Linked DNA regions of Homo sapiens: region 2 is linked to region 1. A link is an interaction called in ENCODE POLR2A ChIA-PET data of the cell type or tissue named here. Cell type or tissue: PC-3. All regions are shown on one strand. Each heading gives the region's core, and the rest is flanking DNA. Links, peaks and the distances in the headings are about the cores only. Region 1 overlaps RANBP9 (RAN binding protein 9). Region 2 holds the start of LOC105374938 (a long non-coding RNA gene).

The links. Peaks named below come from ENCODE experiments on the same cell type or tissue, not always from the same donor. Only the 100,000 strongest peaks of a DNase experiment are listed, where the experiment ranks them.
Region 2: POLR2A ChIA-PET joins it to region 1 with 12 read pairs; 19 of 35 experiments call an interaction of 5 or more read pairs at or near these places.

Annotation. Positions count from the first base shown.
Region 1 is chr6:13,682,142-13,698,856 of GRCh38, forward strand. It overlaps RANBP9 (RAN binding protein 9), which reads right to left. Exons shown (of 14, transcript NM_005493.3): 2 at 14,644-14,755. Among named protein-coding and RNA genes, the nearest start is that of RANBP9, 21 kb to the right of the region's middle. In PC-3, for the core only: no CTCF peak of the experiment used is centred there; no DNase peak of the experiment used is centred there.
Region 2 is chr6:13,596,468-13,613,182 of GRCh38, forward strand. It overlaps SIRT5 (sirtuin 5), which reads left to right. Exons shown (of 10, transcript NM_012241.5): 7 at 496-549; 8 at 2,565-2,688; 9 at 4,367-4,482; 10 at 15,323-16,715. The coding sequence ends at 15,398. LOC105374938 (a long non-coding RNA gene) reads right to left here and starts at 12,127. Exons shown (of 2, transcript XR_007059460.1): 1 at 9,964-12,127; 2 at 2,563-3,174. It overlaps LOC124901263 (a long non-coding RNA gene), which reads right to left. Exons shown (of 2, transcript XR_007059461.1): 1 at 14,942-16,715; 2 at 12,799-14,346. In PC-3, for the core only: no CTCF peak of the experiment used is centred there; no DNase peak of the experiment used is centred there.

The DNA.
Region 1 (16,715 bases), core at 5,655-13,654:
GTGAGCCACCGCACCTGGGCCAAGTGCCTTCTTCAACAGTCTTACTTTGAAACAATGTAAATGTTTTATATAATTAAAACAAAAATTTAAAAATCAGTCCCTAAGAATGGAAGATAATTTTAAGTAAGTGAAACTAGTATATATCAAGTTGGTGGCAGAAATACAGAAAAAAGAATTACTTCAAGTGACTTTAAAACACAGTATTTTGAATATCCATCCCTAATGGGATATATTCTAAAGACTGAAGCAAAATTAAAAAAAAAAAAAAAAAAGACTGCAAAAAAACATACAGTATTCAATGTTCTTAATACATAATTTTTTTTTTTAATTGATGGAGTTTTGCTCTTGTTGCCCAGCCTGCAGTGCAATGGCACGATCTTGGCTCCATGCAACCTCCGCCTCCTGGGTTCAAGCGATTCTCCAGCCTCAGCCTCCCGAGTCACTGGGATTACAGGCGCCCACCACCAGGCCCAGCTAATTTTTGTTACTAGTAGAGACAGGGTTTCGCCATGTTGGCCAGGCTGGTCTCAAAACTCCTGACCTCAGGTGACCCACCTACCTCTGCCTCCCAAATTACTGATATTTTAATTTGGCAATGTATCAAGATATTCTAGGCTAAAGCAAATAAATATGTAAATATCACTAGAATCAAAGATTCTCAGAATAAGAAAAAAGAAGTATAAAATGAGAGACTTTAAAACTGATTTGGAAACTCTGCAACTCATGAACTCACTTTGAAATGCATTTTAAAAAGATGGGGTGTGGATGTACAGATCTATAATAAAGTAAATATAGCAAAATCTTAATTCTAAAATCTAGGTGGTGTGTACAAGGGTATTCACTGTATTAACTCTGTCTTCTGTATGTTTGTAAATGTTGGGGAGGAAAACTCCTTAGATTCTGTACTATACAAATCACAAAGAATCACTGGGATGAATCTCAACTCTTAACCAGTCTGTTTTTCCATCTGACAACAATTACTTCTCATCAACCATTTTAAAACATTTCAACCACTCCTCCAAAAAACTATCCATACTACTAAATCATCCACAAAGCCAAAAAGGTCTAGGACCAACAGATCATTTCTCCTTATCTTGGAATGTTAATCAACCTAAGTGATTCCAGCAATAGGCAAAGAGCAAGAATTCAATATATCTGAGATAAACATAAATAGAATGGTTATAAACTGTTTTCCTGGTTCTGAAAAACTGAAATATGATTTCAAGTAATATATTCATCAGGACAAAACTATATACAATCTTAAAGTTATATGACATGGGTGTCTTTAAGACATTAAAATGAAATTTTCTTCCTGAATTTTCAATTAAATTTATATTAAAGTGAAAGTATAAGAACTGGTACCCATGAGAATAATTTTTTTTAATCTCTCATGTGACTCAAATACATCTTAAACCTATTTTTCTTTCTTAGACTAATGTTGAAAGCAGTTTTAATAGAGAAAAAAAGCTGGAGAGAATATACTCCAAAATGTCAACTGCCATTAATCCAGGTGGTAGGATTGTATATGCTTTTAAAAATATGTTATTTTTTTTCTATTTCACAGGATTTGTTTATTTGATTTTCCCTTTTGCATTAAGAATGCATTACCTTGTAATTGGAAAAAAAAATTTCTTGGGAAAAAAAAAACACCTATACTTGTTAAGTATAAAATAACTGACAGAGTAAGAGGTAAGGGTGATTTGGGATTTAAACTGCACTAAAGATAACCACTTCAAGAATAATTTGAGAAACATGATGGTTATATATCTTTAGGTCACTTTTCCCATATTTCATACCTTCTTAAATAACCAATTTTTCTCTCCACCAAAAATGTGGCTCCTACCATTCTTAATGGTTTTTAGAACATATCCAAAATCCAAGACTCACATTCTGTTCATTCCATAAATATTGACTATCTATACTCTGTACTATGCACAGCAAGTGCTAGGGGATTACAAAAGAAAAGATGTTATTATCCCTACCCACCTCTACTTAGTTAACATATTTATGCAGCACCTATTTTGTGTCTGGCATTGTTCTACACAACATGGATATAGCAGTAAACAAAACAGACCAAAAAAGCCTCTCTGATAAAGATTTTCTTCTCTTGTCTTTCATTGTTATGCCCTACACTTAGCCAAATGCAGCAAATCCACCTCAGAAATCCCTCTGCATCTCCTTAAAACTCACTAAAAACAGCAATATATAAATCTCTCATTTTGTCTGAGTATATCAGCTCCGTGCTGATTTCATTTTTTCCCTACCCAGCCTGAACTAAAATGGTCCATTTAGATATTCCCTCACCCGTAACCTCAATTACTACAATTGTTCTTCCAACTTACCTAACCTATAGTTTCCCATTTTGCATCAATCATACAATTCAACTTTCCTCTCTAACCAGCTGGGTATATAGTAAAAAATTGTAAGTATGTAAACCGCTGTCACAAATTTGTGGTTTTAAATCTCACAGTTCCTCAATACCTTCACTTCTCTGATCAATGAACATTTACTAAATATCTATGTGTAGGATGACACAGATAAAGCTGTGGCAAAGACAAAAGTCTGTGCCCTCCCTAAAGGGATACTCTAACGGGTAGGACAGATCTTAAATAAATAATTATGAAGGTGATTAAATGCTATGAAGGGGAAGTACAAGATGCTGTGAAAGGGTGTTAACAGAGGAGCCTCATCTTGTTTGGAGGTGAAAAGGCTGTCAAGACAGGCTTCCAGAAGTAGTGATAAGTGCCAATAAATAAATTCCGCACAGCATCCCACCTTCCTAATTTATACTTAAAACCCCATATCCCACCTACTGGGCAAAGAAACTTGCCTCATTCGCCTCCTCAGCCTTCTCCTGGACTCACTAGTGATTCCTTCTCCTCAGCATATACATACAACAAGGTCTCTCCCACCCAAACATAAATTGCAATAATTTTTCCGGAGAGTAATTTGGCCATGTGCATCATAAGCCTTAAAAATGTGCATACCCCTTCTTGTGATCCATAATTCCACTTCAAGAAATCTTTCCTACGGAAATAAAGACAAATTTCATGCAAAAAAGAGTATTTAGAATAGTGAAAGAATTAAAACAATCTAAATAACTGGCAACAGGAGAACAGCTATGGATGTGCCTTAATAAACTTAGACTATGCCACAGCCAAAAATAAAAAGATATTCAGAGCTTTTAATCTCATAGAAGAATGCTTATAATTATGTAAGAAACATACTATAACTGCTACATAGAAATAAATCAATAATAATCCTCTACAAAAAAATTCAAAAATAAGCCAGGCATAGGATACATCTCTGTAGTCCTAGCTACTCGAGTGGCTGAGGCAGGAGGATCACTTGAACCCAACAGTTTACAGTGAGCTATGGTTACAGTGAGCTATGAATGCGCCACTGCACTACAGCCTGGGCAACAGAGAAATACCCTGTCTCCCCAAAAATACTAAATAAATCAATGATAAACACAGGATGTAAAAACCTGTATAAAGAGGATACCAGGCCGGGCGCGGTGGCTCACACCTGTAATCCCAACACTTTGGGAGGCCTAGGTGGGAGGATCACGAGGTCAAGAGATCGAGACCATCCTGGCCAACATGGTGAAACCCTGTCTCTACTGAAAATACAAAAAGTAGCTGGGCGTGGTGGTGTGCGCCTGTAGTCCCAGCTAATGGGAGGGAGGCTGAGGTGGGAGAATTGCTTGAACCTGGGAAGCAGAGATTGCAGTAAGCCGAAATTGCACCACTGCACTCCAGCCTGGCAACAGAGCGAGACTCTGTCTCAAAAAAAAAAAAAAGAGTATAACTAAGCTTAAAATATAAGTGTATATATAAAATCCGAAAGAAACGAGCAGAAGTATTGATAGCAATTAATTATACAAAAATCATGGTTTAGTTTTCTCCCTTACATTTTTTCTGTACTTTTTTTTCTTTCCTGAATTTCCAAAATTTCTTCCCCCCCCCCCCCCCGCCCCCCGAAATAGAGTCTCACTCTGTAGCCTAGGCTGGAGTGTAGTGACAGAAACACAGTTCACTGCAGCCTTGACCTCCTGGGCTCAAGCGATCTTCCTGGCTCAGCCTCTCATATAGCTGGGACCACAGGTGCATGCCACTACACCCGGCTAATTTTATTATTTTTATTTATTTATTTATTTTTTGAGATGGAGTCTGGCTCTGTTGCCCAAGCTGGAGTGCAGCGGCGCGATCTTGGCTCACTACAGCCTCTGCCTCCCAGGTTCAAGGGATTCTCCTGCCTCAGCCTCCCAAGTAACTGGGTACAGGAATGCGCCACCACGCCCAGCTATTTTTTTGTATTTTGGGTAGAGACAGGGTTTTACCATGTTGGCCAGGCTGGTCTCGAACTCCTGACCTCAGGTGATCCACCCACCTCAGCCTCCCAAAGTGCCGGGATTACAGGCATGAGCCACCATGCCCAGCCTAATAAACAGGGTCTCGCTTTGTTGCCCAAGCTGGTCTCGAACTACTGGGCTCAGGCAATCCTCCCACCTCAGCTGCCAAAAGTGCTGGGATTACAGGCATGAGCCACCACGCCTGGCCTTGAATTATCAAATTGGCAGTGTATTACTTTTCTAAATGGGTTGTGAATTATTGTTTCTCACAACAGCAACACAGCTACTAAGTCCACTGGCACATTATCTCCATTCCTTACCTCTCTTTGACACACTGCACCTGCTATCACCCCAATTTTAAGGAAACTGCTATCACAAGGACTAATTAACCCCCCAAATGACAAACCAGTGGAGACTTAGCAGTCCTCCTTTGAACTGACTTCCTTGGCTTCTGAAAACACCTAGGATCTGCCTTCTAATTCTCTGACCATTCTTTTATAGAATCTTAGATGATTATGTAACAAGAAGAAATTGTTTTAAAAAATTCATAAGTACATGAAAAGAATCTCAGACGAATTCCCTCCTTCTATATGTCCTTTAAATATGGTGTTTCAGGTGTCCACCCTAGGCCCTCTTTGTTTTTGTTACATTACATACTTGGGTGATCCTATCAATTCCCATGGCTTTAACAACTTAACCTTCTGACCACTCCAAAATCTACCTTCAGCCCTACTCTCCTAAATCCCATTTATTTTTAGTCAAAGCCTTTGCTATTAATTTTCTGGGATTCCCCTAGCAGCTCAAACACTGTTCTCATCATCATCTTCTTTAAAGATCCACTTCCTGGCCAGGTGTGATGGCTCACAACTGTAATCCCAGTACTTTGGGAGGCTGAGGCAGGAGGATCCCTTGAGCCCAGGAATTTGAGGCTGCAGTGAGCTATGATCACACAACTGCACTCCAGCCTGGGCAACAAAGTGAGGCCCTATCTCTTAAAAAAAAAAAAATCCTCTTCTGGTATTTTCTGATGTATTTAGTCACATCACTATCCATTTAATCTTCTAAGACAAAAGCTAGGGAGTCATTCTTAACATTCTCTCAACAACTACCTTTACGTGCTTACTACTCCTACTTCCTAATCAAGGAAATAAAGACAGATTTCATGTAAAAAATTAAGTCCTAATTAGTTAACAAATCTGTCTACTTTCCTCTACAACCCCACCACACAGATTAAACCCTCAATTTATTATTACAATAACCCAACTGATCTCTAGAAGTCAGTCTCAGATCTATTTTCCATATTACCCTCAGATAACCCACCTAAAAAGCAAATCCAACCATATAATTCCCTTGCTTAAAACTAGCACCTGAAAGATAAAAGGTAACACCCATTAGCATTAGAAGTCCCTTCATGATCATCTCCAGACACATTCCTCCCACAAAACTTTATGCTGAGCTTCCTCCAGCAGCAGCAGTGGCAGCAGCCAGCAGCAACAGCAGCAGCAAGAAGACACGAGTTTGCTGTGCACCAGGCATCTTTTTTCAGAGCAGCATCAAGCTACCTTGAGTTTGCTTCACACCAGGTACTCTAATAAGTGCTTTAAGTGAGTTATGTAATTTAGTCTTATGAGGTTGGCACTATTATTTCCTTTTCACAGACTGAGAGAGTCTGTCAAAAAATACAAAACCACAGAACCAGTTAAGTAGCAGAGCCAAGATTTACATCTCCACTATATTTCTCAACAAAAGTAACTAGTCAGCTTCTAAAACAGCTACTAATCTTTAACATCTCTGTTCATATCCTATCTTGTGAAGGATACCTGAGCAACTGAAGGACAGAGAAGCTTATGTTTAACTGTATTCCTCTTCTGTAATTTTATGTAAGCTTCCTAGATAGACTTCCCTGATCACCACCCTGTCTTCCAACAGTGTTGGTTACCTCCTCCAACATACTTCTCTAATTTGTTTATATGTCTACTACTGTGTATCTCATACTGGATTTTATTAGTTACTTACATGTTCATTTCCCTTCTTACCTGCAAACTTCTGGAAAGTAGGTACCCTTTCTCAGCCATGTTTACAGCCCTGTCTCCATCTCTGTCAATCCTAGGTTCTTAGCACAGTATCTGGCACATAACAGGTACTCGACAAACTAAATCTCCTCGTCTGTTATTTTCCTCCTGTTATTTTTTTTTTTAAATCTCTATCACACTCTATCCTCAGGCAACCGCCTCACAACCTAACTCCTAGCCCTAGCCCGTAAACTCTGTAGCAGTCTTGCAGACCGCCATCACACACTTCATCCTCTCCCCACTTTGTATTATCTTTCTAAAGCAGGTATCATATATCTTCCCTACTCAAAAAGATTGAAGGCAGTCTGGGTGCAGTGACTCATGCCTGTAATCCCAACACTTAGGGAGGCAGGAGGATAGCTTGAGGCCAGGAGTTCAAGACCAGCCTGTGCAACATACCGAGACCCATCTCCACAAAAAAAAAAAAAAAAAAAAAATGCTGGGCATGGTGACGCACACCCATAGTCCCAGCTACCTGGGAGGCTAAGCTGAAGCAGGAGGATCACTTAAGTAAGGGAGGTCAAGGCTACAGAGAGCCTTGATTGTGCCACTGTACTACAGCCTGGGTGACAGAGCAAGACTCTGCTGCAAACAAAAACAAAACAAAACAAAAAACTGAAAGCTCCCTTCTACCTATAGAGTATATTTCACCCTAGAACTATCATCAAGGCTCTATAACATCTGATTCCATTCTCACTTTTTTTCCTTTTTTTTTTTTTTGAGAGATGAAGTCTCACTCTGTCGCTAGGCTGGAGTGCAGTGGTGTGATCTCGGCTCACTGCAACCTTTGTATCCTGGGTTCAAGCGATTCTTCTGCCTTGGCTCCCCAAGTAGATGTGACTACAGGCATGTGCCACCACACCCAGCTAATTTTTGTACTTTTTAGTAGAGATGGGGTTTCACTATATGTTGGTCAGGCTAGTCTCGAACTCTTTATCTCAGGTGATCCACCCGCTTCGGGCTCTCTAAGTGTTGGGATTACAGGCATGAGCCACCACACTCAGCCTGTTCTTACTTTTATAACTCTTCCTTATAATCCAAGTCCCCAACAATACTGAACCATGTATCTCTGCCAAAGACCACAAAGTTGCACTCTTCCTGTGAGACTATTCTGGCCATTTACCATAGTCTGGAATGTTCTTCCCCAAAAAGGCCTCTCAAATTCTTACTCATTTTGTAAGGTCTACCAACTACTACTTCCTGTATAAATATTTCCTTGAGCCAAAATTAATTACTCTCTCCTCAGTTTTCCCATACATGGTCTCATTTCTAAGTACTTAGTATATTATGTCTTAAGAGTTGCATATTTCTGCTTCCTGCCTTGTCCCACCATATCTTCCAAACACCATATACCAACAGTTTGGTCAACAAAGGACTATGTATGTAGTCCTCTGTTGGACAGACCAGGTATGTAGTAGGTACAGCCCAGGTATGTAGTAGGCTATACCATCTAGGTTTACATAAGTACCCTTTACGATGTTCATAAAAAAACATCGCCCAATGACTCATGTCTTAGAACATGTTCCGTAGTTAAGTGACATATGACTACACTAAATTTGATCTTCCTCAAGGGCAGGGACCACATTCAGTTCACTCACTGTATTAATTGAGTTTCTACTAAATGTCAGGTCCTCTAGTAAGAACTATGAATAAGACAAATCAATAAAATAATTTCTTATCCCCACTCAGCTGCTGACGATGTGCTATATCATAGGTGTTCAACATATATTTGTTAAATAAATATATTGCTTACTTATAATAAATGTATTGTTTACTCTTTGTTCACATTTACCCTGTGCTTCCATTTGCTGCTTACAACGAATCAAACCTAGAAGGAAAGATCCTTCTAGTTTTCAAAGCTAGACAGGAAGAAAGACCTTTGTTCTCCTCCCCCGCCAAGAAATAAACTAGAAAGTCAGCAAGCATAAAAGGAACATTCTGAAAGAGTGCACTTTATTATCAGCAGAAGAATTTAGGAACAGAACAGAGAGACTGAATTACTTGCCAGTTCTTACTGAAACACTGTCAAAGAGTGGCATCAATATTTTGTTTGAAGAGCTAAAAATACCATTCATAATAAATTATAATTCTAAAAACTTTCAAATAAAAATTTTGTTCTCTCTCACATTTAGAATTAACAGTATGTCCACTGCCTCTATTAATATGCATAATTTAAAATTTGAATGAAATCCCTGAACTGAAAGTACCTAAGATACAGACTCCTTAAAGAAATTCATCTCAACGGTCAATGATCACTAAAAAGAAGGGAAAGTAAACACACACCCGTTAAATATATGCCCTAAAGAAGTTATGCAGGGCCAGGCATGGTGGCTCACGTCTGTAATCCCAACACTTTGGGAGGCCGAGGTGGGTGGATCATTTTGAGGTCAGGAGTTCAAGACCGGCCTGGCCAACATGGTGAAACCCCATCTCTCCTGAAAATACAAAAATTAGCTGGGTGCGGTGGGGCATACCTGTAATCCCAGCTACTAGGACAGACTAAGACAAGAGAATTCCTTGAACCCAGGAGACAGAGGTTGCAGTGAGCCAAGATTGTGCCACTGAACTCCAACCTGGGTGACAGAGACTCCGTCTCAAAAAAAAAAAAAAAAAAAGTCATGTAGATAAAGTGATTTAATTTTTCTTGTGAAATGCATTAGATTTTATTTTTAAATTAATAATATTTAAAGACTATTTAGTCCTAATAAATTTATTTAGCTGCACATATACAAAACTTAGGTTCAGTTTAAATGAAAACTCATGGCAGAAAATGAAATATATTCTTTCACTCAATAAAAGGAACTTTCTTCAGGTCTCATTTTCTAGGCAATAAAGAAATACAAGTAACAATCATGACAGTCATATTCCTAATTTTCCAGGGTAAACCTAGAAATAACGTACACCATAGGAATTAAAAGTCTTTACAAGCACATAATACATTAACACCAGTTCTTTCTACCCTATTGAAAGAGGCAATTCACATCCAACTCTTGCCATTTCATGAGAAAATTTGTTGCCAAGGACAATTTATTTTAAAAACTGAGATCTGGGATAAACACTGTTTAAAAGAAAACTCAGTGTTTTTTTTTTGTTTGTTTGTATGTTTGTTTGTTTTTGAGACTGAGTCTCGCACAGTCACCTGGGACGGAGTGCAGTGGCGTGATGTCGGCTCACTGCAACCTCTGCCTCCTGTGTTCAAGCGATTCTCCTGCCCCAGCCCCCCAAGTAGCTGGGATTACAGGTGCCTGCCACCACGCCTGGCTAATTTTTTGTATTTTTAGTAGAGACGGGGTTTCACTATGTTGGCCAAGGCTGGTCTTGAACTCCTGACCTCATGATCCACCGGCATCAGCCTCTCAAAGTGCTAAAGGCTAGAGCCACTGTGCCCAGCGAAAATTCAGTTTTAAATTAAGCAGAATAAACTCTCAGATGGGCACACATCACTGCAAACAAAAGGTTCCTAACAGCTACTCTTTCTGGTCCATACTTTACAAAGATGTTGAGATTTTTAGGAAATAATCTTTTCTCCAGAAAAACATTAGTTGGCCAAAATTAGCAATATGAGTTGCTTTTTTTTCATAAATGAATTGTTCTTTGCTTCCAAAAACAATGGGCTGGGCCTAGAACTTTGTTCGACACGTTTACCAGAGAGATAAATGAATGTGACCAAAGAAGTACAATAGTTTGGCCAGGCGCGGTGGCTCACACCTATAATCCCAGCACTTTGGGAGGCCGAGGCGGGTGGATCACCTGAGGTCAGGGGTTCGAAACCAGCTTGGCCAACATGGCAAAACACACTAAAAGCACAAAATAAGCTGGCCGTGGTGGCGCATGCCTGTAATCCAGCTACTCGGAAGGCTGAGGCAGGAGAATCACTTGAACCTGGGAGGCAGAGGTTACAGTGAGCTGAAATCACACCATCGCACTCCAGCCTGGGCAACAAGAGCGAAACTCCGTCTCAAAAAAAAAAAAAAAAAAAAAAAAAAACACAAAAAACAAAAAGGCAGGGCACAGTGGCTCACACCTGTAATCCCAGCACTTTGGGTGGCAGAGGCAGGCGGATCACCTGAGGTCAGGAGTTTGACACCAGCCTGGGCAACAGGGTGAAACCCCATCTCTACCAAAAATACAAAAATTAGCCAGGTGTGGTGGTACATGTCTGTAATCCCAGCTACTTGGAAGGCTGAGACAGGCAGAATTGCTTGAACCCAGGAGGTGGAAGTTACAGTGAGCCAAGATCGTGCCACTGCACTCCAGCCTGGGCAACAGAGCAAGACTCTGTCTCAAAACAAAACAAACAAAAAAATAGTTTTCTCCAAGAACATACAAGAAATAGTACTTCTTCTAATCCATTCATTTATTCATACCTTTAAAAGCCAGCTATAAGTTAAGTACTGGAGTTATAGAAATTAAAATAGTCCCTTACTCTTAAATCTGTAGGGTCATGTTGGCAGTAAGCAGACAATTGAAACAATACAAATATCATAATTACAGTCTGGCCAAAATGTAAAGGAGGCATAGAAAAGGCATATTCCTACTTTAAGGAGAAAATGCCATAAGAAAGGTACTCCTAAACTAGGACTTGAAGACCAATTAATTAGCTAGGCAAATAGAGAAAGGGATAAGAGAAGGTGAAGGAAGGGCATGCATAAGGAACTAGAAATATAAGCCAGCATGCGTAGTCAGAGAACTCCAAATGGTACCTTATAGGTGAAGAGCAGGTGAGAATTAGGGATTCTTCAACATAATTAGTCATTAGGGAAATATAAATTAAAACCACAGCAAGAAATCACTAGAAACCTATTATAATGGCTAAAAATTTAAAAAAAAATGACAATACCTAGTGCTAAGATCAACAGGAACTCTCATACACTGCTGGTAGAAATGCAAACCAGTGGGCCAGGCACAGTGGCTCACACCTGCAATCCCAGAACTTTTGGAGGCCGAGGCGGACAGATCACCTGAGCTCAGGAGTTCAACACCAGCCTGGGCAACATGGTGAAACCCCGACTCTACTAAAAATACAAAAGATTAGCCGGGGGTGGCAGCAGATATCATATCCCTCCACAGCATGGCTGGTTTCTGTCACTCAACAAGCACATGAAACACAAGAACTATGTCTGTAAGGAACTTACTGTCTGGCTCAGGAGAAAAAAATGTATATATGAAAAACGTATATATGTAAAAGCTAGAGGCCGGGTGTTGTGGCACATGCCTGCAATCCCAGCACTTTGGGAGGCTGAGGCAGGCGGATCATTTGAGGTCAGGCGCTCGAGACCAGCCTGGCCAACATTGTGAAACCCTGTCTCTACTAAAAATACAAAAATTAGCCAGGTGTGGTGGTGGGCGCCTGTAATCCCAGCTACTTGGGAGGCTGAGGCAGGAGAATTGCTTGAACCCGGGAGGCAGAGGTTGCAGTGAGCCAAGACTGCACCACTGTACTCCAGCCTGGGTGACAGAGCGAGACTCTGGCTCAGGAAAAAAACAAAAACAAACAAACAAAAAGAACAAAATGCAAACTAGTATAGCCACTTTGTGAAACAATTTGGCAGTTTCTTACAAAGTTAAAAATACACTTAACTACAATCCAGCAATCCCACTCCTAGATACTTACTCGTGAAAAGAAAACTTATGTTTACACAAAAACCTGTATATACATGTTTACAGTTCCAGCCAAAAAACTGGAAACTGAGAAGTTCTTCAACTGGGGAGTGGGTAAGCAAACTTTGGTTCACTTATCTACAAAATTAGATTTAAAAGGACTGTTCTATGAATATATACAACAGGGAGGAATCTCGAATGTGTTATGCTAAGTGAAAGATACCAGACTTAAAAGGCTACAAACTATATGATTCCATTTATATGCCATTCTTGAAATGGACAAACTATAGAGACAGAAAACCAGTCAACAGTTACCAGGAGCTAGATATGGGGAAGGGTTGTCTACAAAAGAGTATGGCAGAATTTTGGGGGATGATAGAGCTGTTCTATATAAAGCAGTCCGCATTTATCTGTGGTTTTGCTTTCCTCAGTGTTTCAGTTACCCACAGTCAACTGAGGTCCAAAAATATTAATTGGAAAATTCCAGAAATAAGCAATTTGTAAGTTTTAAACTGCATGCCATTCTGAATAACATGATAAAATCTCATGCCATTGGATTCAGTCCCGCCCTGTCCCCACCTGGGAATCATTCCTTTGTCTAGCATATCAACGCTGTATTTACCACATGCCCTTTAGTCACTGAGTAGCCCTCTCAATTATCAGACTGAAAAAAAACATAGTATATATAGAGTTCAGTACTATCTGCAGTTTCAAGCATCCACAAAGGGTCTTGCAATGTATCCCCCACAGATAAGGGGAGTCTCCCATATCAACTGCGATGCTGGTTATATGACTATACATGTTTGTCAAAACTCACAGAACAGTACACTAAAAAGAATAAAGTTTACTATGTGTAAAATATACCTAATTTTAAAAACAAAAGAAAAAGGGTAAGGTATCCTGGCTACAAAGAGACTGAAAAATGACCCAAGAGCTAGTCAGATCTGAGGGGTCCTGTTAAGAAGCTCTACATTTTATCCTTGAAGCAACAGATATCTCAAAAAACGGGTAGAGGCAACTCAGTTTTTTATTACTAAGAACCCTGACAACAGTTATAGACTAGAATAAGAGCAAAACAGGCAGCAACTGGAGACCCATCAACCAACTATCTGAGAGTAATTCAGCAGATAAATAATTGAGATCTGACAAAGGGAGAGGCAGTAGAGATGAACAGAAAAGTTAAAAGCAGGAAATTCTCAAGTTTCTAGCAATAGTGAAACCACCAACCAAATGTTTTTTTTTTTTTTTTTTTTTTTTCAGAAAAAGATTTTAAACAAGCTAAATTTAAATGCCTGTGGGACATTCAAATGCAAACATTTGGTTAGACACATTGTCTGGAGCTCGAGGGAATAAGCTAAGATGTAGCATTAGATTTGAGAATCATCAGGGTATTTGCAGCCAAATATGAGGTCAAGTTCATATAATTTGAAGTATAAAAAGAATCAGCTTACTGATTATACAGCTTGTAAAGTGAGAAATGGTGACAATCGTGTGCCTATTTCAATATGGGCCTCTCTCAACCACTCTATCCTTGGCATCTCTGATTTTCTCTTTGGCTTGATTACCCTAAGAAAACTGAGGCAGTTACATAAAAAGCTGTCACTGAATTCCAAGTTTTTATTTTCTGTTGCTCATACTGTTGACATCGAGAATATTCAGCCGATAAAGGAGTAATCTACTGAATACACTTATTTGGTTAATTAAACACAGGAGGACCACTAAGAGGGGTTTGATTTGAGGTCCATCTGACTGACCTCACAGGGCAACTTATCCACACAGCTCAATAAGCTTTGTCTTGGTAACTCAACTAAAGACCCTATGACTGCTTTAAGAGACCTCTGATATGCAATAAAGTTATCAGGAAATACTATAGGATAGATCCAATGATTCTAGGTAATTAGTGCTTAACCAGGGATAGGCACCAAAATTCAGTGTGGAGCTTTCTCAAAATGCCTATCTTGCCCAAAGCTCTACTTCTGAAAATCCTAATTTAGGAACTTTTGGGGTAAGGCCCAAAAATTACTATATTTTTAATAGTCTCATAAGTGAATTCTGATACCCATACAAACCACACACCAATCCCAAGCTGAAAAGCAATGATATAAAATTTGGTTCCAGGCCCTACCATGGAATTCTCATTTGGAAATTTCTAAACCACATCCTAAACCTTGAAAATCTCCTCTAGTTGAGAGCATACAAATACACATTTCCCAGCTGAAACCTAAAATTCTAAGTCCAACATCTGTAAAATACCTATGAATCACCAACTGACTATGATTACTAGTTTGAGAGGATTTAACTTCTTAGCAGAATTCACGAAAAAGCAGTGTAAGAAAAGTCATGGAAAATGAGTCACCATCCCTTCATTCCTTAATTCCAAATTCTCCATTTTAATAATAAACCTACCAGAAAAGCTTAGTTAATATCACCAACTCAAGCTTTAACTTCAGCTAGTATTTAAGCATAACCAGATCCAATCTGTTATACTGAAATATTCAGATTCCACTTTTCCAATTAGCAAAATTTCCAGGATTCCAACTTTCCAATTACATCATAAACATTATGAACCAAAACAAAAAAACTAGCAAACGATTTTTCTCACCAAAATTTACTTACCCATCTCTTCCCTTACTGACAATTTTTACTTCAAAATAATAAATCCCACAGGCTGCTGGTATTGGATGCGTGGCTCGAACTGACGCGGCATCTTTTGGGGTTTTGCCATGACCTGCATAGAAACAGGAAGGAAAAAAGAAGTCACATGAGATATTCACTGAAAGATGAAAACCTTAAACAATTCAGGAACATATAGGTTTTTGGAATGATGTATTATTTCTGCTCCTATCAGTTCAAATACTCAATAAAACGTTTATCATCACCATGAACCCAATATGCAAAATAGCCCAAGTTAACCACAGAACTCTTCACACTATTACTAGTTTTATTAAGATTGCAGAATCCAAATATGGAAATTGAACCTAGCAGCCTTTTATGCAAATTAAATAAAAGACATTATAGAGTACACTATATTTTTAAGAGGAAAAAGGCTGTATGAAGAACATGAGAGAAAGATCTCAATTTTATCAGGTCTAAATTTGCATATAACTTATATAATTTCTGTACACTCTTGCCAAAGTCCTGGCTCTTTAAACCAGAAGCATCTGTATTGTATATTTCTAAGTGAAATCTTACACAATTAGATTGAATTGGCAAAACAGCTTTCTTAAGAATTTACAGTTTTGTTCTTTGGTATAGTCTTATTAATTAAAGCTGATTCATAAAATCTCTTGGGCCAATAATAGCTTATTGAGAAATACATCTAATTTCTAAACGTATTTTTTTCTTTTTAAACAACAGAAGTAACACCATGCCACTGCTGACACTTTAGAAAATCTTTTAGATAATGGCTTTCAAACTTTTTAAACCAGCTATTCCTCAATTCTAATCCCACAGGGTTTGCTAAACTCACAATCACTTCCCCTACCTCTCGCCCAAGACACAAATTACCTTGAAAGCTAGCATGTAGACAATATTAAGAGAAAATATGTCCACAAAACCATGGAAGAATAAAGAAAGAAGTTGAAGTAGCATGTCAGAAAGTACTCATAGAGTATGAGTGAGACAAGTCTCCATATCCCCAAAAGGACTGCATGAGAAACAATACTCTAAATCATTATTGGGGTGTTCTAGTTAAATATGCTCCACGCAATACAAACTTCGCATTAATCTTTCAGTCATACTATAAAATTATCTTCATGGGTAGCAGAATTCTCCTTAAATTTATGATTGTTTTAAAACTAAATACCTTCTTGTAAGTCAAAAATTGTATCTTAAGATATACAATCATCACACATGAATGAGATCATATCCTCCCTTACCACACACTTGACCAAATTTATCAAATTTCCAACACATGCCTTATTACTATTAAACACTTAAGTTTACACTTGCAATGCAAATTAGTACATGTTCACACCCCCCACTCCCCCCACAAAAAAATGGAATGAATTCTGCCACTCCTTCCATTACCATGAAAACTTGGGTTATGGGCAGAAGTTCTTTTAGCCTGGTGACCATAAGGAGTCAACAAGCTTGGCTAGGCAAGACAAAAATGGAAGCAACAGTATTTACATGCATCAAAACTACTTCAACATATGATGCAGGTAATAGATTTACACTGAGCTAAGCAGCAGAAAAGAAACAATTGCACAAGTCTGTGCACTAGTCACTTTTTAATAAAATTTAATTATGGTGGCAGTAAAACACATTTTTCAGTCAAAATATGTTCAAATAATTAAGTTACCTGAGAAAAGGCCATGGAAACTACATATTTAAAAATTAGATTGTTACAAATAAATCTATAGAAAACTATCTAAACAAAATCTAACTGCAGTTCTAAATCCACTGATTTTTTAAGGGGAGTGACCCAAACTTTTAGTGATAAAGTAATCCCAAAGTATTCTTAATAACAAATAATAGTTACATATATTTAATACCGTGTGAAAGGCACTGCTCTAAGAGCATTAAGTTTATTAACTCATTTAATATCCAAAACAACCCCATGAGGTAGGTACTATCTATTATCATTTCACAGTTGAGGAATCCAAGGGAAGATAATGAAACTCGCCCAAAGTCATACTGCTAAAAGCGAATTCCAAACCAGGATTTGTGCTGGGATTTAAATTCAA
Region 2 (16,715 bases), core at 7,246-15,245, 84 kb before region 1:
CACTGGCAGTACAACCACTGGTGATTTTTTTTTTTCTGAGACAGGTTCTTGCTCTGTTTCCCAGGCTGGAGTACAGTGGCACAATCACACCTTACTGCAGCCTCCAACTCCTGGGCTCGAGCAATCCTCCTGCCTCAGCCTCCCAAGTAGCTAGGACTATAGGCACACATCACCACACTCAGCTAATTTTTGTATTTCTGGTAGAAATGCAGTCTTACTGTATTGCCGAGGGTTGTCTTGAACTTCTGGCCTCAAGCAGTCCTCCCACTTTGGCCTCACCAAATGCTGGGATTACAGGCATGAGCCACTGTGCCCAGCACCACTGGTAATTAATGGCTTGGGGTCCTTCCTTCTAATGCCCTTCCAAGTGAGCATGTATTAATTAGGAGTTTTATACCACATACTGCCAGGCAAATATACAAACTGAGTTATGTTGTTTCTTTATTTTTTATTATGCCAATAACAATCTTTCTTTTCTAATATTATTTACTTCAGTGCTCCAGAACCTGGAACTCAAGATGCCAGCATCCCAGTTGAGAAACTTCCCCGGTAGGTAGAAAACTCTGATTTGTACTGGTGTTCCAGGTTACCAAAACAAAAAAAAAAACAGACATCAAAACCTAAACATGTATTTGGCAAGACGCCTCTTAAATCAAATGCACAAATGTAAAAACCAGGCTTGATCTCTGAGACCAAAAGTGAAAGGACAAAGGATGAACCAAATTAGGATGAAAAGAATGATTTTTTTCCAACCTCTTTTTGCTTTGTGTTGTGGTAGGATCATTTGAGGTCGGGAAAGTTTCTGAAGCTGTCGTGCGACAGGTGGTTACCCAGTGTACAGAAAGCATAGGGGCTGACCTGTAACTGGTCAAATAACATCACTGGCATTATTAATCCAGGGTTAGGGAGGCAATGAAAGGACCTGAATAGGAGAGGTTACAGGACCAAACAGAATGTTCATAGATTAAAAAAAAAAAAAAAAAAAAGGAAGATTTTTATGCCAATTTTTCAAAACCAGGCATTAAAACAGCACTTCTATAACCTGTAATTGGATTAGAAGTTTTTTTGTTGTGTTTATTTTATTTTATTTTTTTTTGAGATGGAATCTCACTCTGTCACCCAGGCTGGAGTGCAATGGTACGATCTTGGCTCACTGCAACCTCCACCTCCTGGGTTGAAGTGATTCTTCTGCCTCAGCCTCCCGAGTAGCTGGGATTATAGGCGCCCGCCACCACGCCTGGCTATTTTTTGTGTTTTTAGCAGGGATGAGGTTTCGCCATGTTGGCCAGGCTGGTCTCGAGCTCTTGACCTCAGATGATCCACCCGCCTCAGCCTCCCAACATGCTGGGATTACAGGCGTGAACCACTGCACCCGGCTGGATTAGAGTGTTTTTAAGGTAAAATAAAACAGCACTTCTAAAAGTGTTTCATAGAACATTAATTTAATGTTACGTTGAGACATTACTTGAAAAAAACATGTTAGGCACTCAAATAAATATGGAAATGTTAGACTAAACAAAGTTAAAATATGTTTGCTTTACTGCAGGACTTTTTAGAGCATTTAATCCACATTGCTGCCTTCTAAAAAGTGGTTGTAATACGTATGTTAATGCTTTACTGGCTTATTTAACCACAGAACCTTTTAAATTTTCCTCATGAGGGTTTTAATTGCTAAATATTAAAAGTTTTCTTCTGAAGGAATAGGTAGACCTGGAGGATTCCTGTGATGCAGGAGATTACTATGATGAAAATGGTGTTTGGGGGATGGTTTTAGGAGGTGTATAGAAGGTAACCCTGAGGTAGGAGGGAGTGAAAGAAGAGAGATTTTTAGTAATGGACACAGGAAAGCTGGCTACATACTGGGCCAGAGAGACATGAACCTGAGAGAACATGAAAGGAGGTCATTGATGAAATTAGGGGATGCTTGGGGTGGGAGGCAAATCTGAGTCCAGTATGTCTCCCAGGTCTGGGTGGCTGTGAGCACAAATGTGAGCATAATGAATGAACTGGGAAAGCTTAGCTGAAACAATGTGTCAGCACATCAAGTACATACAGACAAGATAAAAAATAAGGACAGTTCTGCAGGGCGCGGTGGCTCATGCCTGTAATCCCAGCACTTTGGGAGGCCGAGGAGGGCAGATCACCTGAGGTCAGCAGTTTGAGACCAGCCCGGCGAATGTGGTGAAACATGTCTCTACTAAGAATACGAAAATTAGCTGGGTGTGGTCACACATGACTGTAGTCCCAGCTGCTCGGGAGGCTGAGGCAGAATTGCTTGAACCTGGGAGGCAGAGGTTGCAGTGAGCGGAGACCATGGCATTGCACTTCCGCCTGGGCAGCAGAGTGAGACTCCGTCTCAAAAAAAAAAAAAAAAAAAAAGACCATTAAACCTGATGCTTCATAAGCAAGGCAAGTTTATATAGGCTGGGAGGGAGGGTGTAGGGAATAAGAGGCATCAGAGGTGACCCATCTGGATGTACTAGGTTTGGGGCAGCCCCTGGCCTCCCTCCGATCCAGCTGGGCAGACTTGGCTCGGGGTTGGCTTAAGGATCCCATTCTTCCAGGTGTGAAGAGGCAGGCTGCGGGGGCTTGCTGCGACCTCACGTCGTGTGGTTTGGAGAAAACCTGGATCCTGCCATTCTGGAGGAGGTTGACAGAGAGCTCGCCCACTGTGATTTATGTCTAGTGGTGGGTCATGCCCTTCCCTAACCCCAGGACAGGACTGGAGTTTGTTATTTTTTCCTTCCCCCTCTCCTCTTTTCCTTCCTCCCTCCCTTGCTTCTTTCCTTCCCGCCTTCTCTCCTCCCTCCATTTCTTCCTTTCCTTCAAATGTATGTTGAGAGGTCTTTGTGGTATCCTATAGAAAAACTGAGAAACAATGAATAAGAATTTGTATTAAAATAGGAAACCATGCATGTCTTGGGCATCTCAAAGCCTCCTCCCCCAGCCCCACCAAAAACAAAGAAAAGAACATGCTATTGGTTTTTTAAATAATACATGCTTATGATTAAATTTAATTGAGAACATGCAAAAATTATCACATTATAAAGAGGAAATTAGAAATCGCCCATAGTTCTGCTATCCAGAAATAGTTACCGTTAGCAGTTTAGTATGTTTTCTTCTAGACCCAGGAGTGAGCAAACAGCAGCCTTTGGGCCACATTGGGCCTGCTACCTGTTTTTGGAAATAAAGTTTTATTGGAACTCAGCCACACTCATTCTTCCACACACTGTCTATGACTACTTTCAAACTACAAGTGGCAGAGTTGAGTACTTGTGACAGAGATTGAATGGCCTGCAAAGCCTGAAAAATTTACTGTATGGTCATTTTCAGAATAAGTTTGCCCACCTCTGGTCTAAACCTTTTCTTATGCAGATGTACACGTATTAATTAAAATTCAAAACTGAGTTCATGACATATGTTCTGTTTTGAAACTACTTTGTTCACGCAGCAGTTCACTTAGCATGTTCCATATCAATATGTCTAAATCAATATCATCTTTCAATTGACTGTATGGTGTTATATATGGATAAGGAATGATATATTTAGCTAATTCTCTACTGTAAGACATTTGGGCTATTTCAAATTTTGATAGTTTAATCAATGATATCGTGAATATCCTTAGATAGAAATCTTAGCATGCTCTTCAAATGATTTCCTTAGGACACATTTCCTAAAAGTGGGATTCATTGGACAGATTGTATGCGTATTTCAAATTTTTCTTGACACGTCTTTAAAAGCAGAGGCACTTTCTTGTGGTGCGTATTCATTCAGCCAGTATTTAAAGAATGCTTCCCAGTGTTGAGTATAGTGCCACTGTTGATGATGGATTGTTAAATGAGAAAAGCCGGTTTACAAAACAGGTCATGCTCTTCCCATCCCTGTAAAGAATGTTTATAAGCAAATATTTATAAGAGAAAACCTAAGAGGACATACATGAAAATGTTAACAGTGGTTATCTTGCGGTAAGATTATGGATGATATGTATGTTTTTTTCTTCGTATTTTCTACCTTAAACAAAAAGATAGAAAATATGTTTTAAAAAGTTATGGATCATTTGTTTAACTTTAAAAAGCAGAAACAAAACCAGAATTAACCCCAAAACATGTTGATTGAGTCACTTCTATGTCACTCTTTGCATAACTCTCCTTTTCATGTCACATATTCTTCTCGATTCTAGTGATTGATCAAAGGACACCTCTTCACTTTCCCTTGTCCCTTGGACACCCTGTTTTATCCCATCCTGTTTGGCTTTTCTCACACCTGCAACCACAGACCTGCCTGAGTTTGTGTAAGGTTTTCTGAAATAATGTTCCTTCTCCTTGTCGTCTGGCTGTTTGTTCATCTCCGTGTACTTGCCTTGTAGGTGGGCACTTCCTCTGTGGTGTACCCAGCAGCCATGTTTGCCCCCCAGGTGGCTGCCAGGGGCGTGCCAGTGGCTGAATTTAACACGGAGACCACCCCAGCTACGAACAGATTCAGGTACTGGGATACCCTGATGGGAGAGGGAGATGTGGGAGGCAGGTACAGACATGGTCATCTAAACATAGTTGACCTACTCCTCTAATTTTTAAAAAAGACATAGGGTTTGTGTTTTTTTGTTTGATCTGCAGTTGCTTTTATGGAAGAACAAAATCATTCACTGTAGACTAAGGTAGGGTAGCTCTGTCATTGTATGCGAAATTTGCCGTGGGACTTTTGTTTGTTCACATTTTGAACGCTCTTCTTGGATTCCTTAGGCTTTGCTTTCCCTTACATTTTTAAGCTAGACTTAGTGATGACCTGTAGTTGTAGGTTACCCAAATGCTCCGCAAGTAAGCCTGGGAGATGCCCTTGCAGAACCTCATCACCTGCCGTTCTTACTGGGAGGCCACCTGGCAGATACCCCTTTGGTCTAATCGCCAAGGTTATTTGTATCTGTGGCCATATTATGACACTGATCCTGCTTCCCAAGTTTGGGTGGGAAGTGTAGATTGTCATAGTATGCATTTTTAGTCTTATTCCTGGGTCTGTTTTATTTCTTCATCCATGTTCTGTCTTTTTTCTCACCCCAACTTTTTTTTGCTTTTACCTCTAATTCTTGTCCATCTAGTTAATTCCTTTTGAATAAGTTAGAATATAAATAAGTAGTAAATTAATATAAATGAATAAAATAGAAAACTTCATTGAACCATCTTGTCATTACTTTAATCAACAGTTTCCAACCTTGGCTGCATATTTTAAAAATACTGATGCCTGGGTGCCACCTCATGAAATTTCGATGTCATTGCTCTGAGTTGCAGCCCAGACATCATCATTTTGATAAGCTTCCTAGGTGATTCCTGTGTGCAGCCAGGATAGGAACCACTCTTCTAAGTCTTTGCTGGGATTTAAAAAAAAAAAAGAAAAAAGAAAGAAAAGGGGCCACAGACACTTCAGTAGGCCCCTCCTCAAGTGAGTGAACTGGCTCTGAGCCTCTTCTTTTCCATGTGTCTTTTTGATCAGCTACAGCCTGTGTTCTTGATCCATAGTTCTTCATCTGTGTGTGAGTAGTAGGAACTAAGAAGATAGCCTTAAAAAAAAATTGCCTCCTATGCAAAACTTATACTCTGAAAACTACAGAACATTATTGAAAGAAATAAGGAAGGCCTAAATGAATGGAAACATATCCAGTGTTCATGGATTGGACAACTTAATATGATTAAGATGGCAATGCTCCCCAAATTGATCTATGGGCTCAATCAACTCAGTCCCTATCAAAATCACAACTGGCTTTTGACAGCAATTAATTGAAAAGATTAATCTAAAATTCATATGAAAATGCAAGGGACCCAAAATAGCCAAAACAAAATGAAAAATGAAGTTGGAGAACTCATACTTCCCAATTTCAAAACTTACTATGTATTAACTAGGCATGATGGCACATGCCTGTAATCCCAGCTACTTGGGAGGCTGAGGCAGGAGAATCGCTTGAACCTGGGAGGGGGAGGTTGCAGTGAGCCGAGATTGTGCCATTGCACTCCAGCCTGGGCAACAAGAGTAAAACTCCGTCTCAAAAAAAAAAAAAAACTTACTACAAAGTTGCAGTAATCAAGACAGTGTGGCACTGGCATAGGATAGATATATAGAATCAGTGGAGTAGAATTGAGAGTCCAGTAAAAAACAAAACAAAACAGAACAATAAAACAAACCTCACATTCATGGTCAACTGATTTTTGAAAAGAGTGGCAAGACAATTTGATGAAATACAGTCTTTTTCAAGAAATAGTGCTGGATACCCACATGCAAAAGAATAAGCTTGGACCCCTCTGTCACACCATTACAAAAAATAACCCAAAATGGATCATAGACCTAAATGTAAGAGCTAAAAGTATAAAATGTCAAAAGAAAATGTAGGAGTAAATCTTTGTAACCTTGGGTTAAAGCTTTCTTAGATATGACACCAAAAGAGCAAGTAACATAAGAAAAATGGATAAATTGGACTTTATCAAAATTTAAAACTTCTGTATTCCAATGGGTACCATCGATTAAGTAAAAAGACAACCCACAGGCCGGGTGCGGTGGCTCACGCCTGTAATCCCAGCACTTTGGGAGGCCGAGGCAGGTGGATCATGAGGTCAGGAGATCGAGACCATCCTGGTTAACACGGTGAAACCCCGTCTCTACTAAAAATACAAAAAATTAGCCGGGCGTGGTGGTGGGCGTCTGTAGTCCCAGCTACTCGGGAGGCTGAGGCTGGAGAATGGCGTGAACCCGGGAGGTGGAGCTTGCAGTGAGCCGAGATCGCGCCACTGCACTCCAGCCTGGGCGACAGAGCCAGACTCCGTCTCAAAAAAAAAAAAAAAAAAAAGACAACCCATAGAATCGGAGAAAATATTTGTAAGTCTAATATTTGATATTTGATAAGGGATTTGTATCCAGGATATATAAAGAACTCTTACAACTATAAATAATAAAAAGACAATCCAATTAAAAACCAGGTCAAAATATTTGAAAAGACATTTCTCCAAATATATACACATGGCCAATAAGCATATTGAAATGATGTTCAGTAGCAAAACCACAGTGAGATACCACTTCACAGCCACAAGCGTGGCTATAATTTTTAAGATAAAGGAAAATCACAAGTGTTGGTGAGGAAATTGGAACCCTCATACATGGCTGATGAGAATGTACAATGGCGCAGTCATTTTAGAAAACAATGTGGCATTTAAATATAGGGTTACTATATGATCTAGCAATTCTACTCCTTGGTATATAGTCCTAGAAATGAAATCATACATCTACACAAAAATCTGTACACAAATGTTCATAGCAACTTGTTAATGGAAAAAGTAGAAACAACCCAAACGTCCATCGACTGAAGGATGAATAAATAAAATTTGGTATGTTTGTACAATGGACTATATTTTAGCCATAAAAAGAACGAGATATCCATACATGCTACTACATGGATGACCCTTGAAAACGTTATGCTAAGTGAAAGAAGCCAGTCATAAAAGACCATATATGGTATGACTTCATTTATACGAAATATCTAGAATAGGCAGATCAATAGAGAGAAGGTAGATGAGTGGTTGTTTTGGCTGGGAGTAGGGAGGAATTGGGAGTGGGTGCTAATGAGAACAAGTTTCTTTGAGGTTGTTAAAAATGCTCTAAAGTTGATTGTGGTGATGGTTGTATAATTCTGTGAATACACTAAAAGCCACTGAATTATATATTTGAAATAGGTGGATTGTATGTGAATCAAATCTCAATAAAGCTGTTAGATAAAAAGTTAAATGATCTTCTAACTTATCTCCTGAAAAATGCACATTGAGCCTCCGTCTGATTTGTGTTGTGGCACCTATGTGGAGCAGCTGGGCCACTTAGCATGACTAAGCGTAGTAATACCGGAGCTAGGCAGCTCAAGCCTCCTGTCTGTTTGAAAGACCATCAGAAAACTCGAAGAGTGGGACAGGATAAACTTTGTGAAGCAGGACCTGAGCTATGTCCCCAGTTTGGTTCTTCTAATGTGGTTTCTTTTCAGTCATTTGATCTCCATCTCATCTCTAATTATTATAAAGAATTAAAACAAGTCATCATTGTAGAAAAGCAAGAAAATGCAGATAGAGAAAAAGAAGAAAATAAAACTGGAGTATTTCCACAACCCAAGTTTAGAGTTGGCCCCCACCTCCCATGCCATGGACTGAGCAGCAGGGGCCCAGCATCCCTTGGATATGGTGGCTGTGTCTTCATGTGAAAGAAACTGAACTTGGTGGTTTTTCCTGCCAGTTCAGGAGAGATTCTTGGCATGTAATATATATCACTGCTCAAGTCAAGCCTCCTAAAACCACAGACCTGTTTCAGCTGCTACTTCAGCCAAAATTCTTCAGCTTCATATTGTCTTGAAAACCTATGATTGTCTCTAACAAACAGGCTACTTGCTAGTTAGAAATTCTTATCAATTTGGCAAGCTACTTATCAACCAGACTGACCACAAGAACTGTCATCTCATCAATGAAGGAGTAACTGATCAATGAAGCCAGCAATGCTTTTTTCTTGGCATCATCAAAGCTGACATTTAGAAGAGATGCTGGTGATAGTCATCTCATCCTACTCAATTTTTCAAAGGCAGAAACCAACCCTGGAGCAATTGAGAGGACTGTTTAAACACAGAGCTTAACAATGGCAGAATTGTATATCTCGTGCTTAACAGATTTTGGTTGAACTTTACCCTAGGTCAGGGGTCAGCAAACTACTGCCTGTGGGCCAAATTTGCCCACCACCTGTATCTGTAAATAAGGTTTCATTGGAACACAGCTGTGGCCATATGTTTGTATATTGTGTGTGGCTGCTTTTGCATTAGGATGACAGAGGTGAATAGTTGCAACAGAGACTGGCTGGTCTGCAAAGCCTAAAATATGTCCTGTGTGGCCCTTTACAGAAAAAGTTTTCTAACCCCTGCTCTAGGTTACGGAGAAAAAAAAAATGGAATAATGTTCTCTGCTACTTTTAACCTGATTTTCTTTGTTACCTAAATAGGCAGCTAGAATGCTGCCTATATTTTAATAAGGATTTGGATCTCACAAGACACCTTAGGCCTTACACAAGTTGTTCAGATTCTTTGCCCCAGTTCTAATCTAGTGACAAAGGCATAGAATTCTCCTCCCACAGGAATGTATTTCTATTTTCAAGGTGTTAATTAGTTCCAGTTTTGGTTTTGTCGTTTTCCCCATGTCCGATGCTTATATTGGATGATTTCTGATAAACCCTGACTATTCCAATAAACCCTAGGCATTTTTGAATTTAAACCTCAGTGTTTTGACTGTTACTCAACCCCAGGGGGCCTTGGCTTGTAGGATTTGTACATTCGCTGAGGCAAAAATGGGACTGTCGCTGCAGGGAGCTGGTGGCCAGGGCCTTCAAAGCACCTTTGGCCCACTGTGCCCTGCAGCCACTATGTTGTGCCCTGTTGATCTTTAAATTTCTCTAAATGTTGGAATTTAATTAAAGTCCACAAATATTTGTAAGTATCCACTATGTATCAGACACTTTTCTAAGTGCTTAAGATAGGATATATCAGTAAACAAAACAAATATCTACCAAGGAAAGATTATATTCTAGTGGTTGAGGCAGACAGGTAAGCAGTGAACATAAGGTACACATTCTACAGCACGTGAGCAGGTGCTAAGAGACTGCACAAAGTAAAGATGCACAAACCTCATTAAGAAGAGATTGGAGCAAAGACTTGAAGGAGGTGAAGGAGGCAGCCGAAGACATAATCTGGGATAAGAGCTTTTCAGACACTGGGACCACCTGGAGCAGAGGCCCCTCAGTGTGGCTGGAGTGGAGTGAGGAAGTCCCAGGAGAGGCGAGCAGTAAAGTAATGGAGTTGGGGGCTCTGGGGAGGGAAGACACCCAAGCTACCTGCTGTTGGAGTTTAGAAGTCTAAGGAATTGTTAGGTAGAAGAGTTTTATAGATTGTTGTGGTTATATAGTTACCTATCTAGGGTGTGAAGAGGTCACTGCTTTGAAGCGATAGTTGACCGTGTGTGTTAGGGAAGTCCAGCGCTCTCCCTGGCTGTGCTGTCAAGGGCGGGTAGGGAAGCCCTCCTAGTCCATGCAGTCAGGGCTTAGTTGGTCTGTTCATTCAAAAAGCCACTGAAAACAAGACTAATAGAAAAGGACACATACATACTTTAAACATTTTGATATAAAGCATAAATCTACCTTCATTTGCTTTTTGTTTGTTTTTTGTTTTGTTTTGTTTTAAGACAGAGTCTTGCTCTGTTGCCCAGGCTGGAGTGCAGTGGCGCAATCTTGGTTTACTGGAAACTTTGCCTCCCGGGCTCAAGCAGTCCTCCCACCTAAGCCTCCCGAGTAGCTGGGATTACAGGCGTGCACCACCACACCTGGCTAATTTTTGTATTTTTAGTAGAGACGGGATTTCACCATGTTGGTCAGACAGGTCTCAAACTCCTGGCCTCAAGAGATCCACCTGCCTTAGCCTCCCGAAGTGCTGGGATTACAGGCGTGAGCCAACACACTTGGCCTGCTTTTTTTTTTTTTTTTGGAATAGAGCTAAAGGCCTTTTGTTTGAGTAGGGATCTGCTGATTGGAGCTCACCTTTCTTGTCGTATCCATAATCTTCCTCGTGTTCCCCAAATACCCCTGAAGATACGAATGACTCCAGCCCTTATTTTATAAAACAAAACAGACAACCAGGAAAATCAGATCCCAAGGCCCCCACCTAGACTTCCTGAATCAGAATTTCTAGGGGGAAGATGCCTGTTTATCTGTGTAGTTAGCAAATGACCCAGGTAATTCTTACCAAGAAACCTTGGCAAACACTGGATTACAACTTCTGGTTTTTGATATTTGTCTGTTTTTTTTTTTTCTTTTAAAGGAGAGCAAGAACTTAGGAAAAGAAACATGTGAAGCAGTCTTCCCCCATCTTTTACACCTACACCTAATTTAACCAAATTATATTTAGTGACTCAGTATGTCTTTCCCAAGCATTCAACTAGTTTTCCTAGAAATAACTCTCTTAACAGCTCTATTTTTGCAGTTTATTACGTAATTTTAAATGCAGCAGGATGATTACATTAACCAATGCAAGTGGCGTGAGCAGATGTGCAGCTAACACTGTAGTCGTGGTTGTCCTACAACTGGTGGGGGCCAGCAGAGTGCACAGGTGTGCTAGAAAGAGGCTTTCAAACACTGTTCATGTTTGCCTTTCCCATTTTAAAAGTTGACATCTAAGGTTTTTTAAATCAAATATAGTTGGAGATGTGATTCCAAGTGCATTGGAAACACTGCCATTTTATTTATTTATTGATGTTTGAGACAGAGTCTGGCTCTGTTGCCCAGGCTGGACTGCAGTGGCACGATCTCGACTCACTGCAACCTCCGCCTCCCTGGTTCAAGCAATTCTCCTGCCTCAGCCTCCCAAGCAGCTAGGACTACAGGCGTGCGCCACCACACCCAGCTAATTTTTTGTATTTTTTTTTTAGTAGAGACGGGTTTTCACCACATTGCCCAGGCTGGTCTCAAACTACTGACATCAGGCAATCTGCCTAGCTCAAGCTCCTAAAAGTGCTGGGATTACAGGTGTGAGCCACTGTGCCTGGCTGAAACACTGACATTTTAAAATAAAAACTACCATATCATTGTTTAAAATGTATCCAGTCCAATCTGAATGTTATAACTATCTGGTACATACCACCATCCATTTACAAAATAAATATACAAGCCCTTCCTTAACAATTGGAAACTTTGCATTTTTTCTTTTCTCTTTGAACTTGTATTTCCATTCTATCACTACTACAGAATTTATACTAATGTAATATATTTTTATGCATGAAAATCTTTTACTGGCCAGGTACAATGGCTTATGCCTGTAATCCCAGCACTTTGGGAGGCTGAGGCTGGAGGATCACTTGAGGCCAGGAGTTCAGGACCAGCCTGGCCAACATGGCGAAACCCCATCTCTACTAAAAATACAAAAACTAGCCAGGCGTGGTGGTCCACACCTGTAATCCCGGCTACTTGGGAGGCTGAGGTGGGAGAATCCCTTGAGCCTGGGAGGCAGAAGTTGCAGTGAGCCAAGATCGTGCCACTGCACTCCGGCCTGGGTGACACAGTGAGACTCTGTCTTAAAAAAAAAAAAAAAGAGAGAGAGAAAGAAAATCTTTTACTGACTACCTATTATACTTCTACAGCAAAATATCATATGAATTATTTAATTTTTTCAATTTCCTTAAAATGTTAAAAAATGCTTTACTAAAACATCTTCTAGATAGAATTATCACTAATCTGCAGTGCATAATTGTAAAAACAAAAAATACATATAAATGTAGATTAATAATTCCAAACAAGTAAAATTTTATTGGATTTTTTTTTTTTTTCTTTGAGATGGAGTTTTGCTCTTGTTGCTCAGGCTGGAGTGCAGGGTGCAGTCTCAGCTCACTGCAACCTCTGCCTCCCGGATTCAAGCGATTCTTCTGCCTCAGCCTCCTGAGTAGTTGGGATCACAGGTGCCTGCCACCACGACCAGCTAATTTTTGTATTTTTAGTAGAGACAGGGTTTCACCATGTTGGCCAGGCTGGTCTCAAACTCCTGACCTCAAGTGATTTGCCCACCTCGGTCTCCCAAAGTGCTGGAATTACAGGCGTGAGCCACTGCTCCTGGCCTGGAAATATATCCTTAATAGATGAATGGGGCATAAACTTTTAATTGGTCCATGTTTCTATGGCTGAGTGTTACCTATTGTTGGAAGGAGACAGTTCCTCCTGTTCTAACCCAATCCTCCTGTAGTCACCATAAACAAACCGGTATTCTGTCAAGATCAGGTTTATTGATTTAATGCAATGAGGGAGACCGGACCCCCGTAGAACTGAGAAGTGTTTCCCAATAAGGGAAAGGTGGAGTTATTAAAGCAATTGGGGGGAGGGTGAAGTTTAAGTGAAATTTGAATGAAGTAGTTTTTGATAGACTCAAGCAACTAGCAGGGCTGTACAATGTAAAGGGGTCAACATCATGTCTGGCTGGCAAAGTAGGCCAGGGTCCCACTTCCCCAGAAACTATAATACCAAGTTTAGATCAACGTGGAATGTTGTGTCCAGAAATCCCTTATCTGAAGCTCTGCACCTGGGTTGGAAATCCAGGCTGCTTCTCAGTATCAAAGTGACTTAGATCCTCAAGGCTAGAGGAATATTTCATTCTTTACTGCTATAATTTCAAATAGCAATGTTTCCAATAGTTTATAATATTAAGGAACAAAATCCAAAAGCAGTAGTCACTCAAAGAATGGAATTAAGACATTTTGCAGCTTGTCCTAGGGGAAAATATATTGTTTCCTATTAACTTGGCAGCTGGCTTTACCCGTGTCTTTTATTCTGATCCAAAGAATCGCTGGGCAGATTTTGACCTGCCAAGCTAAATTTTACTTTTTCAATGTCAATTGTAATCTTCAGTGTTGTTTTTTATAGATGTAAGTACTGAAAGACCTGGGCCACCTAAACTCTAGGCATGAGGGAATTATTTTTTTTTAAGAGAGGGAGCTCCCTCTGTCACCCAGGCTGGAGTCTGTACAGTGGTATAATCATAACTCACTGCAGCTTCAAACTCCTGGCTCAAGTGATCCTCTCGCCTCAGCTTCCGGAGTTGCTGGGACTACAAGCTCGTGTCACCACGCATGGTTGTTTTTACTGTTACCTTTTTGTAGAGACGGGGTCTTGCCATGTTGCCCAGACTGGTCTTGAACTCCTAGCCTCAAGCGATCCTCCTGCCTCAGCCTCCCAAAGTGCTGGGATTCTAGGCATGAGTCACTATGCCCAGCCATGAAAGAAATTTTGGTATAGCCTTGCCACTCCAATTTTGGACCACCTTCCAAGTTGTATGCCAAAATACACAGAGTAATTTTGTATCATACTTAGCGATCTATTCACTGAAAATCCTTTCCGACCCTCTTTCAACTTTATTGAAAGCAAGAATGAAACCAGCCTACTTACATATGAAGGTGTCAGATCTACACCAGTATTCCAGACGTCCCTCTATTTGGTACTCCATATGTTTCACACTCCCTCTATTTCACACTCGGGGATGAGGTATCATTGTAAAATTTGGGATGGGTGAGGGGTCCAGCTTGCTTTTGTAAGGCGGAAGAAGGCTGAATGTGGAAAGGGGCACTTGAAATCACTTAAGAAAGAGAAGAGGTGGAAATTGAGGATCTGGGAATTCCCTAAACGCTCCCCATGGCTGGCAGTAATTCCTGGATAACCACATACTGGCCTGGAACTTTCTGGAAGTCAGTGCTCAGCACGTGGCAGGGGGCAGACGGACTGGAGATGCCGTGTAGTCTGGGCTGTCCATTAAGTGGCACTCTGTTGATAGAACAAAGCATTTGAGGGATAAGGCAGTCACTATTTGTATTGTATCAAGAATAAATAATATAAATGAGTTGCACTGAGGAAATGCCTTTTCTATTTTTAATTGTGCTCAACTGGTTTTCTTTTAATAATGCATGAGGAAGTCCTGCTTTTGCTTCTTATTCATAGTTTTTTTAAACAAAAGTCCATGATTTTTCTTCTTTTTTCTCCTTCCTCTTTCTCTTTTTTCTAACTACACCTCAGAAGCTAGTCAGAAAGTTCAACAGGTGGTTTGAGAGGCTCGTTGACTTAGCTGAGATCCTAGTGGTCAGATAGTGCATGGGTATTTTTTTCTCTTGTTCTCAGTACTACCTGTGAATGCTGCTGTAATGTTTTATGTGTGTGTGTGTATATATATATATATATATATATATATATACACACACACATACACACACACATATATATACACACACATATATACACAAAAAAGTATGTATTGTGTCTATATATAACATGCCAAACATACGTGTTATATAGATACACATAAAACATATATATGTATATAAAATACATATATAACACACATACATGTATATTTTATACTTACAATTTCAATGAGTTTGGCAGTACAGTCCCAAAATACACTTTACTTGCATAGGTTCTCAGGATTTGAAAAAAACAAACAGAATACACTTTGTAATCATGTCTCTTACACTTTGAAATAAAATTCTTCTTTATGGCACATAAATTCTAGACATTTGCTTCTCAAAATTCCCCCAGTCACAGAGCCCAGCCCATAGTGAAGTGTTATAACTAGAGTTGTTAGAAGCTAGTTGAAAGAAGTGGGCATGGAAATTCATAATACCATCTTTATGAGAATTTGGGTTTTACTTCGGCTATTACTTCAGAAATAAGTGCTTGCTGAAGTAGGGCATTCATTTTGCTAACCTGTAGTTCAAAACTGCTGTATTTGCTTCTTCTCTTTCAGGTTTCATTTCCAGGGACCCTGTGGAACGACTCTTCCTGAAGCCCTTGCCTGTCATGAAAATGAAACTGTTTCTTAAGTGTCCTGGGGAAGAAAGAAATTACAGTATATCTAAGAACTAGGCCACACGCAGAGGAGAAATGGTCTTATGGGTGGTGAGCTGAGTACTGAACAATCTAAAAATAGCCTCTGATTCCCTCGCTGGAATCCAACCTGTTGATAAGTGATGGGGGTTTAGAAGTAGCAAAGAGCACCCACATTCAAAAGTCACAGAACTGGAAAGTTAATTCATATTATTTGGTTTGAACTGAAACGTGAGGTATCTTTGATGTGTATGGTTGGTTATTGGGAGGGAAAAATTTTGTAAATTAGATTGTCTAAAAAAAATAGTTATTCTGATTATATTTTTGTTATCTGGGCAAAGTAGAAGTCAAGGGGTAAAAACCCTACTATTCTGATTTTTGCACAAGTTTTAGTGGAAAATAAAATCACACTCTACAGTAGGTAATTTATTGTATAAAGACATTACCCCACGATATGGCTTTATTAGGGACTTTTTTTTTTTTTTTTTGAGACAGAGTTTCACTCTTGTTGCCCAGGCTGGAGTGCAGTGGTGCGATCTCAGCTCACAGCAACCTCCGCCTCCCGGGTTCAAGAGATTCTCCTGCCTCAGCCTCATGAGTAGCTGGGATTACAGGTATGTACCACCACACCCAGCTAATTTTGTATTTTTAGTAGAGACGGGGTTTCTCCATGTTGGTCAGGCTGGTCTTAAACTCTCGACCTCAGGTGATCTGCCCGCCTCGGCCTCCCAAAGTGCTGAGATTACGGGCATGAGCCACCGCACCCGGCTTACTGGGGGCTTTTTAACCTTGTTTGGCTACATTACCTCAGTGAACAAGGGGAAGCTCACAACAGGAACTCACACAAAGAAGGAAGAGAACAGTACCAACAAGGTAGAACATCACGATGAGAAGAAAGAATGATGCAAATATGTGGACCCCCAGGATAAACACAGCTGCCCAAAATTTAGCTCTGGCCCCCTTAGATGGGGGAAGTCAACAGTGAAGTGTTTCTCAGCATCATAAAGGCAGAAGCTGTGGTTCCTGTGGGGCCTGCCAACCGTTCCCAGATGCTGAACTCTGCTGGGAGTTTTTTCCATGGGACTTTAAAAAATGATGCCCTTAGGTTGGGCCAGACCTCTGTTAACTTCAGTAGGGATGGCACCAGGTTCAAGAGGCCAAAGAAGAGACCTGGAGCTAGTGAAGGAAACATAGGGTTTATTTGGGGAACCTTACAGGGTGGTCCAGTGGCCGCGGGCTGGACAGAACTGCAACCACTTATAAAAAGCATGCAGTTTACATAGCACTTTCACTCAGCACCCTCCCCTCAGCAG